Linked DNA regions of Mus musculus: region 2 is linked to region 1. The links are chromatin contacts, found by POLR2A ChIA-PET in ENCODE. All regions are on one chromosome and are shown on one strand. Each heading gives the region's core, a stretch centred on a gene start or an enhancer-like site at or near the end of the contact. The rest is flanking DNA. Distances are from core to core; before and after follow the strand shown.

Region 1 (7,759 bases), core at 2,734-5,233:
TGAGATCAATTCCTTCCTTCCTTCCTCCCTCCCTCTCTTCCTTCCTTCCTTCCTTCCTTCCTTCCTTCCTTCCTTCCTTCCTTCCTTCCTCCCTCCCTCCCTCCCTCCCTCCCTCCCTCCCTCCCTCCCTCCCTTCCTTCCTTCCTTCCTTCCTTCCTTCCTTCCTTCCTTCCTTCCTTTCTCCCTTTCTTCCTTTCTTTCTTTCTTTCTTGACGGGGTTTAACTATGCTGGCCAGGTTGGCTTCAAACTCCCTACCCCCTTCTGGGGAATTACAGATATGAGCACCATTTCTGGCAAAAATTTCTTTTCCTAAGCAGCATTAGATGTGTGTGTGTGTGTGTGTGTGTGTGTGTGTGTGTGTGTGTAAATGTGTGTGTATGTCTGGGGAGGAGGGCTGTCCCACTTTTTTCTTCCAAAGCTCCAGTGCTTTCACAAGTTCAAAGCTAAGATAAGAGCAGGTAACCCCAGCAGGGAACCCCATCTCCTAATGCTGATACTTCCAGGGCGAAGTTCCTACTCATAAGGAAGGTGGTGCATGGTTGATTTGCAGTCTGGGATTTGTGGACAAAGTGTCCCCATGGCTCCTTTAGATTCTCTTCCTAGTCTTGCTAGTCTGGCATGCAATGTTCTATGGTCACTGGGAGCCATAGGCTCAAAGGGACCTGGACTCTCTACCTTGTTTTAATTCGTCCAGTCTTGATTCCAGCACTCTGGACTACTGAAGTCACTGCATGGGTCACTCAGAGAGGACTGGATCGAGTATCTGCCTCCCTGAATGCCATCATGCCCTGCAGAGAGCTGGTAGTCTATGTCACCCACCCATAGCAGCCCTTCTGACCTGCTGCCCTGTTCCTCCCTTGGTACCAGCTCTGCAGGTTTGGGAGTTAACCGCAAGAAAACAGTTCACCAGCCAGTGAATGGCTCCAATGTCTCTCGTCTTTCCGTATTCTCATACAACCGTGTTCAGAGGCTTTGGCTGCTGGAGGAAGTATTCTGCAGGACTGAAGCTGTGGTGCCGTGAACTCTCCTGATTCCTTTCCTGGAGCCCTACAATTGTGATGGAGCTTATTTGCCCTCTAAAACTTTCCAAGGAGCTGGGGATTAGAGGGGATAGAAAGAAGGAGCCTGGGCGGATCCCCAGTATCCCTGTGAAACCTCATGTGCACCCATAACCCTAGCAGTGGGGTGCACAGAGACAGAAGGATCCCTGAGGGTCAGTGGACCTACCCAAACTGGCAAGCTCCAGATTCAGTGAAAGACCCTGTCTCAGAAATAAGGTGTTGTGTAATGGAAGAAAACACCCAACAGTCAACCTCTGATCTTACATGAACACACACACACACACACACACACACACACACACACACACAAACACACACACACACACACACACACACACACACACACACAAACACACACACACACACACACACACACAAACACACACACACACACACACACACACAAACACACACACACACACACACACACACACAAACACACACACACACACACACACACACACAAACACACACACACACACACAAACACACACACACACACACACAAACACACACACACACACACACACACAAACACACACACACACACACCACACACACACACACACACACAAACACACACACACACACACAAACACACACACACACACAAACACACACACACACACACACACACACACATTAAAAAGGGGGGGGGACCAACTCTAAAGAAACTAATGTGATTTCTCACAGGAAAGTTGATCAGGACAGATTTATATCCCCAAGCTTGTTTAGAGAGCAGGTTAAGCCAAATTCACAAGCTAGAGGGTAGGGTCTGGGGGCAAAGCTCAATGTTGGTGTCAGGAGTGAACACAGGCCCTGAGTTCAGTCCCTGGTACCAAAACAAAAATATGCCAAAGAGATTTCTGTTGTTTTCCCCTTTCCCTCTGTACCCCTACCCTCATTCAACAGAACGCTCTAGAATGGGTTAGACTGCTGTAGCTCAGGATTTAGCCACATGACACTGGTTTTTATGGAACTTTAGGGGATTCCTGGCCAACTACCCCAGGGAACTCCAGGGAGGAAAATCTGTTTCATTGGCAGAGAGTAGCCTGGACTAAACACTTACTTGCAGGCAGGGAAGGCTGGACTTGCATTCTGAGATAAGCAGGAGCCCTGTTGATCATTTTTTGGCCTCCATTTGATATTAAGTCAGCTAGACAAGAAGGAGGGGGGCTAACCTCAGAGAGATAAGGACTATTTTCCTTTGAGTTTCTCTTTGTTTTGTTTCTTCTGGGGAGCTGGGTAGAGCCCAGTCCAGCACTGGAAAAGATCAGCAAATGCTCTAGGTCTTGTTGTAATAACAGGGTAGGAGGCCGGGGGGGGGGGGGGGCACTGCTGATGGGTTTTGTTTTGTTTTGCAAACATGGAGTAGTGAAGAGTTTAGAGTTCTGTTTCCCTGGAGTCCAAAACAAATACTAGTACCATCCCTTCTGATCCTGGTCATCCTGGCCACCTACATCATAGAACACAAGGACCTGGCCTGTTTCCTTTCCCTTAGAGTTCTTGCCTCAGATGAAGCCTCTGGGATTCTGCTATGGTATTCTCCATTTATACCACAGGATGCTTCCCACCCTCACCCTCATCCCCGAGCTCAAATTACTTCACACACACACACACACACACACAAGCAAAATAATAGTTTCTCTGGCTACAGGGTCCCTTACAACCAGAACAGCTGAAGTAGTTTGTTGCAGTTGGCTTGTAATTTTAGATCTACCTAAGCTCCACTCTGATTTCAGCCCGTTGGTAATTATCCCACTCAAACCTGGTGAGTGGAAGCAGGGGGCATGGGAAGGGGGTGTAAGAGAGCAGCTGCAAGGCCTGGGCCTGCTCTTCCCTGCCTGCTAATAATAGCTCAGGCTGAGCTAGCACAGCCCTGCCAGGTCTATGCTAAGCCCTTCTTTATCGCCTGCCTCCTCTTAACAAGGACTGCAAATGCCCGAAATTCTCGTTTTGATGAAGAGGAGAGCAGGCTCTGGGAGATGGAAGAATTTGCCTTAATTCAGAGCCAGTGAGGGCTGAGAACAGGTTGACCTCAGGCAGATTCTCCAACCCTGTCCTTTTATTCACCGGTATACTTACCACTGCAAGCCCATGAGTTTAATCATAGTGGGGCCAGGAAATGCCAGCGAGACAGGATGGAAGTCCCTGCCAAGATGCCAAACCACTGCCACGAAACTAAAGAGCATGGTAGGGCTACTCTGAGGGGGGTCACAAACTGTGAACTCCACATGCCTGGCTAGAATCATAAAAGACCTGAGACTGACAGTAACTCAGTCTGGAAATCCCAGTGGTGTGTCGGACCGTGGATGATGGATTTGAGAATTTATTTTAATGTAATCTCTAAGCCAAAGGCTGCTAGGCAAAGATAATGGCTCTGAAGGTCCTTAAGTCATACGCAAGTATAACCTGGCTTTCTTCGGAAATGTTTTGAATGGAATGGGTGTCCTTTCCACCCATAGCTCAGGCTTCCTTGCTCATCACTTCAGCTTCTGGTGCTGTGGGCTGCAGGTGGCTCAGTGTGATAGGAGGCCGTCCTTCCAGTCAAGCACCGCAGTGACACACAGCACCAAGCTATCTTCTTCTCCTTCACCACATAGCCAGACAAGCTGGGCTCCGTAGATCTGGGGTCACCGTAGACATCTGTCTCTCTTTGATAGGCAGGCACCTGTCTCACTGAGCTACCAGCCTGTCATACATGCTGTGAAGTACTCCCTGGAGGCCAGGCACTGCTCCAGGCTCGAACGTGTGTTAACTTTTTATCCCTGTGAAGCAGCACTTAGTAGTGGGTAATAATGCCGTCTCCTTTTGATAGATGATTAAAAATTGGGGTCAGACGCTTAGTGATGATCTAGGGTGTGTGATTCCAAGTCCCATGTTCTCAGCTGCTGTGCCAAGGTGTTCAGGCCCAAGTGAGCTGTTCACCATTACAGCTCTCCCTGCATGTGTAAGCCTTGTCCATGGCTGGCTCCTGCTGCTATTCCTGGCTTTTGGCTGCAACCTCTAAATTATACCAAGTTCCCGGGAAAGTGGGATGCTATTTTAGGTGGTAAGGGAGACTCTCACAGAGTGCTGCTGAGGTTCTCTGCAGGGCAGTTCCAGTGACTCACCTTCCTCTGGGGGACTCAGTTTTCCTGTGCATCTGGGCACCGTGACTTTCTAACGTTATCAAATGTGAGTGTTGACTGCTTTTGGCTGCATCAGCGCCTATTTGTAGAACATGTAGTCAGCTAGCTGGGAAAGACAGAGTAGAAAGCTATAGAGGGACAGGCAGCATCAGGGTCACTCATAGGACAGTGCCAATTCCAGGGCTTAAGAAGAGCATTCAGCCAAAGAGGTGTAATAATAGGAGGGTAATGATAGCTAGAGCTTATGAAGCCCTCCCATGCACCATTCCCAGAGCCATCTCATTCGATCTCGGCTCAACCCCGGATGAAGGGAGGTGTCCCCTTCCCTTGGGTTCTGCTTGAGAGCATGTGTGGCTTCTTCCCCATCTTGTCACCGTCTCTGTTTTCAGCCCCACAGGAAGGAGGCCCCAGAAACAAAGTGAACAGAAAACCTGGTCTGAAACACTTTTGCATGAATCTGAAATTAGAAACAAGGTCAGGTGTGTGTGTGTGTGTGTGTGTGTGTGTGTGTGTGTGTGTAAATGAGGGGTGGGGGCGGGGCATGGAGCACTCACAAGACTATACATTCAGAGGCATGTCTCTAACTGATCCCTGGAAGGAAAACCAAAATAGGCTTTGTCAGTTAATATCCTTGGTACAGGCAGGGTGGGAGGAGCAACTTAGGGTCTCTTCCTCCAGCTCTCCAGTTCTTCACAGCAGAGCTCTGTCCAGCCTCTCTGCCCATACCGGCCCATGCTGAGTGTCCACTCCTCCCACACCGGCCCATGCTGAGTGTCCACTCTTGCACCTGTGGTGATTGCTTGTGGGCAGTTTGATGGTGCTGATAGGAAGTAAAGTTATCTCCAAGTTGGCAACGATGGTGTCATTTGAAATTTCCAGGGCTAGGCATCACTCTGATAGCTTAAAAAATATATAGATATAATTTTCAAAGGTTTATTTTATCTTCATGTATATGTGTAAATGTATCCCATGTGTGTATGGGTGTCCTTCTGACCATCAGACTTACTGGCAGTTGTGAGCTGCCCAATGTGACTGCTGAGAACTGAACTCAGGTCCACTAGAAAAAGAGCAAGCATCGTACCTGTTGAACCATGTCTCCAGACCCCTTTTAAATTATACTTTTGCTATGTGCTCCATGTTGGACCTTGCTAGGTAGCCCAGCTGGCCTCAAATTCCCAGTCCTCCTACTTCAACCTCCCTAGGGGTATGATTACAAGCTTGCTCATCAATGTCTGGCTCTGGTGGTTAGTAGTTATTACTCTTTGGGCATATTTTCTTTTTGCTTAGAAATGTATGCAAAATGCTTACAAACCATATATAGTAACAGGAGTATATGGGCAGGTGAGATGTCTCACTCAGTAAAGACACTTGTCACCAAGTGTAGGGCTTCAGAATCCACATGACAAAAGGGAAAACTGTCCCCTGAGAGCTGCCCTCTGATCTCCAGTATGTGCGTGCCTACATATGTACACATGCCTGCATATGCACACATGCCTGCATATGTGCACATACCTGCCTGCATATGTGCACATGCCTGCGTATGTGCACATGCCTGCCTGCAGATGTACACAGTTTTAATTTTTAAAAAAGTATCTGTAGGGGAAAGATGGCTCAGCTGTGAACTGTGCTCTGATCCCCAGCACCCACATAAATGTTAGGTGCAGTGACACACATCTGTAACACCAGTGCTGAGGGTTGAGGGTAGGGTAAGATAGGCAAACCCTCCTAACCCCCACCCCCAATCAATAAGATGCTGTTTAATGAAAGATCCCTATCTCAAAAAGTAGGAGGGAGAGTGATCAAGGAAGGCATTCAATATCTATTCCTCGCCTCTCCTAAGTTTGTGGCTGGCTTGTCTAACATGCACAAGGCACTGAGTTTGATTCCTGACACAGGATAAGGCTGGGTGCAGTGGTGCATGCCTTTAATTCCAGCACTCAGGAGGTAGAGAAGCAGGAGGATCAGAAGGTCATTTTTCCTTAGCTGCATAGAGAGTTTGAAGTCAGCCTGGGCTGCACAAGACCATATTGTAAGTAAGAATGTTCAATGAATTTGAATAGCCACTTCTCTGATATATGCCAATATGCACATATTTTTAAATTAAAAATTTTCCATTCATTTATTTCTCTTGTGTGTATGCATGTATATGTGTTTGTGTGTGTATGAGTACATATGTGTCTATATGTGCATTCATATGTGTGTGTGAATGTATACATGTGTGTATTTGTGTGTATATGTGCATGTGCTTGAGTGTGTGTGTGTATGTGTGAGTTGTAGGATTGTCTGCTTCTACCGTGTTGGTTCCTGGGAATCTGCCAAGTCCTGCCATGCATAAGGGTTGGAGTAACACAGTTCCCAGCCTTGGAGCAGAGCTAGCAGGGTGTGGGCCTCCATGAGCGTGGACTTTGCTGTGGGTATGGGGCTTGTTTGTACAATAATGTACATATTTTCATGTTCCTCCTTTGGGGAATGCTCTCCCTGTTAAAGTTAATGGCTCCATGATAATTAGAAACAGCATGAGTCTGGGAGATGAGAATGTGTTCTTCAGCAAGGTGGTGAATGCTGTGACCTTCAGGACAGCCCTTAAGGCTGTGGGAAAGAGCTCTGAAAACATGAATTCAAGAACGTATGCAACTATGCAAAATATATGGGTGCAATATGAATTGTATGAGGGGTTTCACAGGCCTCAAAGAACAGAAACAGCTGCACTAATGAGCCAGCTTATCAGAAAGATATTAAGGAAAGAGATAAAGAGATTTGGGGAATGGTGGTCTCAGAGCTAGATCTCAACCACCTACTTTATTGTAAGTTGGTGCAGGCAGAGTCTTGAATTCAAGGTCAGCCTGGGACAGATTAAGTTTAGGTTCAGGCACAATGGAAATGGTAATTTCAGGACTGGTTACCACCCAGCCAAATTTATTGTTTGTGTTTACAAAGGCAGGCAGGCTGGGCAGTGGTGGCACACACCTTTAATCCCAGTACTCGGGAGGCAGAGGCAGGCGGATTTATGAGTTCGAGGCCAGCCTGGTCTACAGAATGAGTTCCAGGATAGCCAGGGCTACACAGAGAAACCCTGTCTTGAAAAACAAAACAAAACAAAACAAACAAACAAACAAACAAACAAACAAAAAACCCAAAAACCAAAGGCAGGCAGATCTCTGAGTTCATTTGCTATGTTAAATATATACTTGTTTGTTTTCTTTTTCTAAGAATCAAGGGGCTAAGGTCATAACATGCTGGTTTGTGGGATAATAAAAAAGAGAGAGAGAGAGAACCTAGGATAATGATTGAATTGACATGTAAATAAAAGACTAGGCTTTGGTTTGCAAGAGCTGAACTATCTACACAGCTGTCTGGAGAGCCAGCTCCAGGAGATCACAGAGCTGTCAGCTTGTACCCATGACTGACTGAGTCATTCTTTCACTGTTCCCAAACACCCCTTCCTTAGGAACCCTCACCAAGCCAAGAGTGGTCCTTGGCAGGGATCAGGTTGTCAGTGAGCACCTCTAACTGCTGAGCCATCGTTCTTTCTTGACAGCCTGTAAGTACGCATATTGAAATATAGT
Region 2 (7,759 bases), core at 3,716-6,215, 120 kb after region 1:
GCTACAAAAGAAGACAAGTGTCAGGGTACCTAGGTGTGACATTTTATTCATCTATCTATCTATCTATCTATCTATCTATCTATCTATCTATCTATCTATCTATCTACCTACCTACCTATGTAATTATTTATTATTTAGGTTTTAGTTTTTTTCCGATAGGGCCTCGATATATAGTTAGAGCTACTCTCAAACTCAAGCAATCCTCCTGCCTCAGTCTCCTAGTGCTGGGATTACAGGTATGAGCCGCCTCGCCTAGCTGATATAAGTAAGAGCTAAAATTAAAAGTTTTTAAAATTTATATTTACTTACTTGCTTTGTGCATGTGTACTCTCATCATGCATGTGTGCATGTGTGTGCATGTGTGCACGCATGTGTGCAGCGGAGATCAGAGGAAGACTCGAGGGAGTCAGTTTTCTCCTTGCACCATGGGATCCGGGCAGTTAAAAATGGGTTATCAAGCTTGGTGGCAAGTACTTTTACCCTGTTATCCATTTTGCCCACCACACCCCCTTTTAAGACAGTGTTCACTGTGTATCTTCACCTGGTCTAGGAACTTGCTGTGTAGACCAGGCTGACCTAGAAATCGCAGAGATCTGACCATCTCTGCCTCCCAAAAGCTAGGATTAGAAGTATGCACCACCATGACCTGCTCCCCTCACCCTTTATTTGTTAGGAAATTTAAGCCAGATGTGTGGTGGTGTATTCCTGCAATCATAGCATTCAGGAGGCTGAGAGGTTGCAAGTTCTAGGTTACTGTGGGCAACAGAGTCAACTTGGCTACACCCTAAGACTTTGTCTCAACAGCAAAACAAAAACTTTAACAAAAAGCCAGGCGTGGTGGCGCACACCTTCAATCCCAGCACTTGGGAGGCAGAGGCAGGCAGATTTCTGAGTTTGAGGCCAGCCTGGCCTACAAAGTGAGTTCCAGGACAGCCAGGGCTATACAGAGAAACCCTGTCTTGAAAAACCAAAAACCAAAACAAAACAAACAAAAAAACCAACTTTAAGAAAAACAACAGTGACAACAAACTCCCTAAAGTCTCTGAGGCTCAGGGCTCACCGTGTCTCAAATGCCTGAACCTACATAGCTAGCTCACCACACTGTGGCTCAGAGTCACCATCTGTCTGCCTGTCTGGCCAGGTGCCTCTGGAACTCGGTTACTGCCTTTTTGAGATTCAATCTTTTCTTTGTATTTCAATTCTTTTTATGAAAGTCACCATGACATTACGACCAGCATTTTTTGAGGAGACAAATGAAGCCAGGTGCTTAGTTAACTGCATTATTCACATCATCTTACAGAATCTGCTGTATAAGCCAATTGGGATTTATAGATGGCTAAATTGAGCCCCATAAACATTAGCAAGTAGCAGAGGCCTACTTGACTCATTGTATTAGTCTGTGGCCCTTCCCAGCCCCTGTAAGAAAGGAAAAGCAGCTCTCCTCCCCTTACAAGCCCAGGTTCACTGTGTTCAGGTCTTGATAATCAGAGTATCCTAATATCCCTTCCTACCAAGAACCAGCTATGCCAATAATGTTTTGACAGGCATTTGCTTCCATAATTTATATTAAGTACACTGTCTACTTGTCCAACTTGACCCCAATCAACTTGAGGAAGAAATGGCTTATTTCATTTTACAGCTACAGTCCATCATGGAAGAAAGCAAAGCCAAGTTTTCAAGCAAGAACTTGGTGGCAGGAACTGAAGCACAGATCTTGGAGGAACTCTGTGTGCTGGCTTGCTCTTTACAGCTTGCTCAGTTTGCTTTCTTATACCATCCAGAACTACCTACCTACGGGTGGCACTGACTACATTGGCTAAGCCCTCCCACGGCAATCATTAATCAAGACAATACCTCACAAACAAGTCCCAGGAGACCAGAAGAGGTCACTGAAACTCCTGAAACTGGAAGAGGCTGTGAGCTGCCTGTAGGTGCTGCGAACTGAACTCTAGTCCCCTGCGAGAGCAAAACATCCTCTTAAACACTGAGCCATCTTGTTTTTGAAGGCAGTTGTTTTTGAAGAAAGGCTCCTTCAGCAATACTCTTCTTGGGTTTTCTCCTTTTCACTGTACTTATGAAGTGATCAGTAGCAGCTCAGGGCACCCCGCAACCAAGTTCTTAGCACAAAGATGAGTTATTTGTGCTAGGAGAAAGCAGGTAATAAGAGACAAAGGCAGGCGATAGCAGATGAGGGAGAAGGGAAAGGGATATTTGTCCCAGAGGATGGGGGCACAAAAGACTTCCTCTGGATAGAGAGAAGATAGATGTGGCCCATAGGAAAATGGCAGTTTATAAAGGCAAAAAGGAAAACCCCATGTTAGGGTGAGATGTTTAATTTTAATTGGGCATGCTAACTAGGTGAGTCAAAGGGGGCTTTTGATTGCTGGATTTCAATACTTCAGAAGCTCTGCTGGACCTTGGTAGTCAGCCTCTGGAGGAGGAATTGGCCAAATAGGAAATAGACCGTAGTGGCTGGCTTCAAGAATGTAATCTAATAGATTTTAGCAAGGCAGAGGGAATTGGGGATAAGGGCAAGGTCTGTCAGAGTCACACTCACCTTGGTCGCCATGGTCGCCATGGTCGGGTTGGCCAGAGTTCCTTCAATTTGTATTTCTGTAAATGAGGTATCAATGGAATGCCTGCTTTCTCTCCATCTACCTTATCTGTTGTTTTAAGTGTGTTCAAGATCCTTCAATCAAACTGCTTATTTCATAGATTTCTTCTTCCTGATTCAAAGCTAAATTCAGCAAGCAGTAACCATTCTACAGGCTGGATGTTATACTGTCATGAAATCCCTTGCCAAATAACTTAGTCCATCACTTTGACCTGAACCTTAAAATTTGAAACAAAATTTCAGGACAGAGCTAGAATGCAGCCAAGTTCTTTTCCAGAATCGGATACAAAGGACTTCTAGTCTGATTCCCAGTTAAATCATTGTTCCCATCGAAAACCTAGTGAGTCCAGATTTCCTTTATTCCTGTGGGCATTCTGGTCTTCGGGATCCCACTCACTATGACTCACTAAACTATCCATAAAGCATTCCAGAGCTGCTCTAGGCCACAGCGCCAAACTCTCACACACAGATCCTGCAAACCAATTTCAAAGACTTAAGAAACAGGTTTATTAGACTGAAGAACCCGTTCCTTGCTAACAATTTTGTGTATTGCCTTTTTTTTTTTTTTGTTGCTACAAAATAATCGACAAAAACAAGGAAGGAAGCTGTGGTTTGGTGAACGAGGCATCCTACACAGCCTTAGGAATTTGAATACTTGGTCCCTGTTTGGTGGGACTGTTTGAGGAAATTTAGGGGCTGTGGCCTTGCTGGAGGAAGTATGTCACTGTAAGGGGCAAAGACTCATACCGTTTTTTTCCTTTGCTTTCTGCTTCCTGCTTGTTATTTGATTTGTGAGCTCTCAGCTATTATGATTGCTATGTCTGTCTACTGCCACACTTCCCTGCTGTGATGGTAATGGACTGGAATGTGTTTTATCACAGCAATAGGAAAGCAATGAATACAGAAGGGTTTCTTTTGGCTCACAGTTCAGCAAGGTGGTGAGAGTAATTGTAGCTCTGAAGGCAGGAGTCTGAGAGCCCTGGTTACATTGTATTGGTAGTCAGGAAGCAGAGAGCAATGAATGTTGATGCTTAGCTTTCTCCTTTAAAAAAAGATTATTTATTTGACAATTTTATTACATTTATTTATTTGTGGGTACTACAGCTTGCATGTGGAGATGGGAGGCTATCTTGCAGAATACACTTTGTGGTTCTGGGGATACAATTCAGGCCATCAGTCTTGGTGGTTAGTGCCCCATTACCTGTTGAACCTTCTCTCTCTAATCCTATTTATCATTTTTAAAAGATTAATTTTATTTGTATTTATGTGTATGAGTGTTTTGTCTTCCTGGGAGTGCATATGATTACAGGTTCTGCAGGAGGCCAGATGAAGCCAATCGGATCTCCTGGAGGTAGCTGGAGTCACAAGGCACTCCAGGTGGGTGCCAGTAAGGAATTCAGATCCTCTGTGAGAGCAGTATGTGTTCTTAACCTCAGAGCCATCTCTCTAAGCCTCGAAAAAAAAAAAAAAAACATTCTGTGTTGGTTCCTATCATTCAAGATGCTGCTGCCCATATTCGAGGTGAATGTCCTACATTAAACCTGGCTGGAAACTCCCTCCAAGAGGTTTGTCTCCTAGCAATTCTAAAGCCAGTCAGGTTGACAATGGAAATCTATTATTCCGCTTGCTAGTAAGAACAGCCAGGAGTGCCCACACATTGTGCAAACAGAACCATAACCTCTGGAGCTTCACTTTGCTAAGCTGTAAATCTAAAAACGATTAAAATAGACAAGTCCCCAATCCTCTATGCAACCTAAAATGCTGAGATATGCACCACCTAACTTCTCAACCAATGAGATGTGCACGGTTTGTGAGAGTAGGTTGATATCTATTTTTCTGGAACCCAAGGCTGATGGTTTTTCCCTGTCCATAAACCTTTCTTGACTTCCTGTATCCATTTTGGTACCCCTAAACCAGACAGTTTGGAGTTCCTGGCAAGGGGGTCACTCCACTAGCTAATTCTAAAAAACTAATTAACAATGTTTGGTGCTGAGTAACTAAACCTGAACACTTTATCACTTTATGGAACGAAGTGATACCAGATTGGATGAAAAATATGAAACTACTGAAGTGGATTATTAGAAAAAATTTCCCCGAAACCTGGACTGTCAAAACTTGCAGTGCAGAAGTCAGTGCAGGAGCTTGGGGGAGTCTGAATGGCTGAAACCTGTGGGTAATTTTAGGGTGGGCGGGAATTTTCTGGTGGCTGGCCAACCACCGCAGGTGCATCTGGAGGAGCGGCAAGCTCCGCCCACCCGGAAGCCCGCTCTGCGCGCTCTCTCAGCCCCGCCTTCTCCGGAGGCCTGGCCGCATCGTGATTGCGCGCAGTGGTGCGCGCGCGTAGGCGGAGCGGCGTGCGCCGCGGTCAGCTGACTGCTCCGGCTGGCACGTGACTTGCTCTGGGCGCAGGGGTCGAGGAAGCCGAAAGGCCGGAGCTTAGGTCCGGGAGGGATGGAGCGCTGAGCGGTTAACGTCTACCAGGCTTCCTGCCTCCGCACCTGTCGCCGCCGCCGCCTCCTGAGACACCTCGGGTCAGTGAGCGATAGCCCTGCGGGGAGCTGACGCTGCAGTGGCCGCCGGGGAAGGATGGGGGCGGCGCGGGGGCCTAGACTGTGGCGTCGGACCTGCAACCGGCCTGGGTGCGGGCTCTCCGCATCTCAGGGCCTAGGGTTGGTGTCTTTGGAAGAAGAAGGAGGGGGAAGGGGCCCAGACGGGGAACTCAGTGGCAGAAGGGAGAAGTGTTGTACATTCGGGTCCTTCTTGGGTGGGAATCCCAGCGAGTCCTGGTCACTTGTGAGAAGGTGGACAGTGACAGAATGCCTCAGGTGAGGCTCAGGGTTCACCGGCGTGTGTGTGCAGTCTCCACTGGGTGTTTACGCCTGTATGTGAATAGAAGGGATTACAGTTTTCAGGGCGGAAGGGGTGCCCACTGCAGGCAGGGGGCGGTCACAGAGGACACGGGGGTCATTGTAGGCAGTGGATGAAACAGGAATACAGGCAGCTTAAAAACATTTCACTAGATTGGGGTTGGGGGAGGTTAAACAACATCCCCGAAAAGGAACTGGTGGACAGAGTCTCTTATAAGGCAGATTGAATCACCTATGAGGCATAAGAGGGAAGCTTGTGTTCTTTTCAGAGGAAAAATGTTATCAGGGGGAAAATTGTCTACTCTGTACTTAGTGGTGCCCCGGGAATGAAATGGTCGGGTGTGAATAGCCCAGCCCTAAAAGTTCACATTGATGGTGGGAAGATAAGTCACAGGGGAAAGATGAGGTTGTATAGAACTGGTAAAAACAGAAGGAGGAGAAAAGTATCCTGGAGGAAAGAAAACTTGAGTTTGGGTCTTGGCAAGTCGGTGGGATTGGAGGCAACAGAGGAGAACTTTTTACTCAGTGAAAGCCTCGTTATTTGAGGGCCTGATGAGAGAAGAAGACATGATTTAGGGGTGCCAAAGGCCAGGCTTTTGTAGTAGGCTGCATTGTGGAAAAGTGGGAAATAGTTTTGAAGTCTGGTGATACTTGTTCATATACTGCATGCTCTATGGCTGATACTATGGGAGTGCTAAGGTTTAGGAAGCAGACAGGGACTCTGCTGTCAGAGCTTCCAGACAGATTCAGAGGAGATAGGTTTTAATAGTCGTGCATTTGGCGTGTGATAGAGCACTAACCTTTAGTCCTAGCACTTAGGAGGCAGAGCCAACCAAAGCTAAATAAATAGTGAGACCACTTGTCTCTCTCTCTCTCTCCCTCTCTCTCTCTCTCTCTCTCTCTATATATATATGTATACACACACACACACATATATATATACATCTACATATATACATATATATACACACATATACATAAATGTGTGTGTGTGTGTGTGTGTGTAAAATCTACTCCGAAGGAGTAATGGAGCAGTACAGAGATGTTTCCCAGGAATATGACTTTTGTGGAAGATTCAAAGAAGGCTTTGTTGAGGATATGACTGAGAAGAGGTTGGTGTGAAAAGGGGGTGAGCAGGCAGGAGTGAAAAGGACATTCCAGGTTGAGGGAACAGAGTTTGTCAAGGCCTTGAAGTGAGAGGAGGAACGTGCCTTTCCAGAACTTGCAGAGAACCTGGAATGAGAAAGGTGTGGTGGTGGGATGTGGACAGACTGGCCTGTGTGTGGGGAGAGCTGGAGTCAGACTGCTCAGGGAATCCAGTGAAGATCATAGGTGCTGGAGACAGACTGTGTGTGGCCCTGCAAGTCCTCCACAGTTTGAGCCGCCCTGGCAGGTAGAGTGAGTTGCAGGCCAGCCAGAGCTGCTCTGTGAGAGTGCTTTGGGTTTCTGTGTGCTGTCGAGCTGGAGGAGATAAAGAGCCCTAAGGTGAGCTAAAGTGCTCACGGTGATAATCGCAGTTAAGTCTGGCAACAAGTGAGTCTCGTTGTGCTGAAGTCGGAGCCTCGGCTTTTCTGCTCAAAACTACAGGATCCTTTTGTCTTTTGGTTACTTTGCAGGTACCAGATCGGATCTCAAGAAATAGTGCTCTGCATCCTGAATGCTGAGAGCTAGGGGCTACTCTTAGTCTGCATTTAAACAGGGCAGGATTTACACACACAACACACACACACACATCTTTTTAATTTTTTTTTAATTTTAACTTTTGGAGACAGGGTCCCTGGCTATCCTCGAACTCATTATATAGACCAGGCTGACCTTGAACTCACAGCTATACACCTGCTTCCTGAGTGCTGGGATTAAAGACTTGTGTGTGTGTGTGTGTGTGTGTGTGCATTTCTTTTTTTACTTTTTTTTTTTTTTTGAGACAGGGTTTCTTTATGTATACGAGGTTGTCCTCCAATCCAGCAAGCAGCCTGCCTCAGCTTCTGAGTGCTGGCATGTGCGTGCTTATAATTTTTTTTTTATGTTTATACATTTTTTTATTTTTTTGAGACAGGGTTTCTCTGTTTGGCCCTGGCTGTTCTAGAACTCATTCTGTAGACCAGGCTGGCCTACACCACTCAGCATGTTTATAAATCTTAGCCTTCTTATTTATATTAGTTATTTTGTTTCGTTTTTCTTAAACCTAAAACTTAGGATTCTGCATCATTGTCCTAACTTGTAGGATAATGTCCATTGGTCAAGAGCAAGACCAGCATGCCACAGTGAACTTTGGCAA

Evidence for each region. ChIA-PET counts read pairs that join two places held with the same protein, here RNA polymerase II (POLR2A).
Region 2: POLR2A ChIA-PET joins it to region 1 with 11 read pairs in Patski. The contact joins the promoter of Atp6v1c1 here to the enhancer-like site in region 1. POLR2A ChIA-PET finds 5 or more read pairs at or near these places in 2 of 5 experiments (Patski and embryonic stem cell).

The regions. Positions count from the first base shown.
Region 1 is chr15:38,540,018-38,547,776 of GRCm38, forward strand. No RefSeq gene overlaps it. Among named protein-coding and RNA genes, the nearest start is that of Azin1, 25 kb to the left of the region's middle. Within about 2 kb of position 3,984, at least 3 of the 3 ENCODE cell types and tissues checked have a DNase peak (open chromatin) inside an H3K27ac peak, as active enhancers do.
Region 2 is chr15:38,656,939-38,664,697 of GRCm38, forward strand. It overlaps Atp6v1c1 (ATPase, H+ transporting, lysosomal V1 subunit C1), which reads left to right and starts at 4,966. Exons shown (of 13, transcript NM_025494.3): 1 at 4,966-5,145.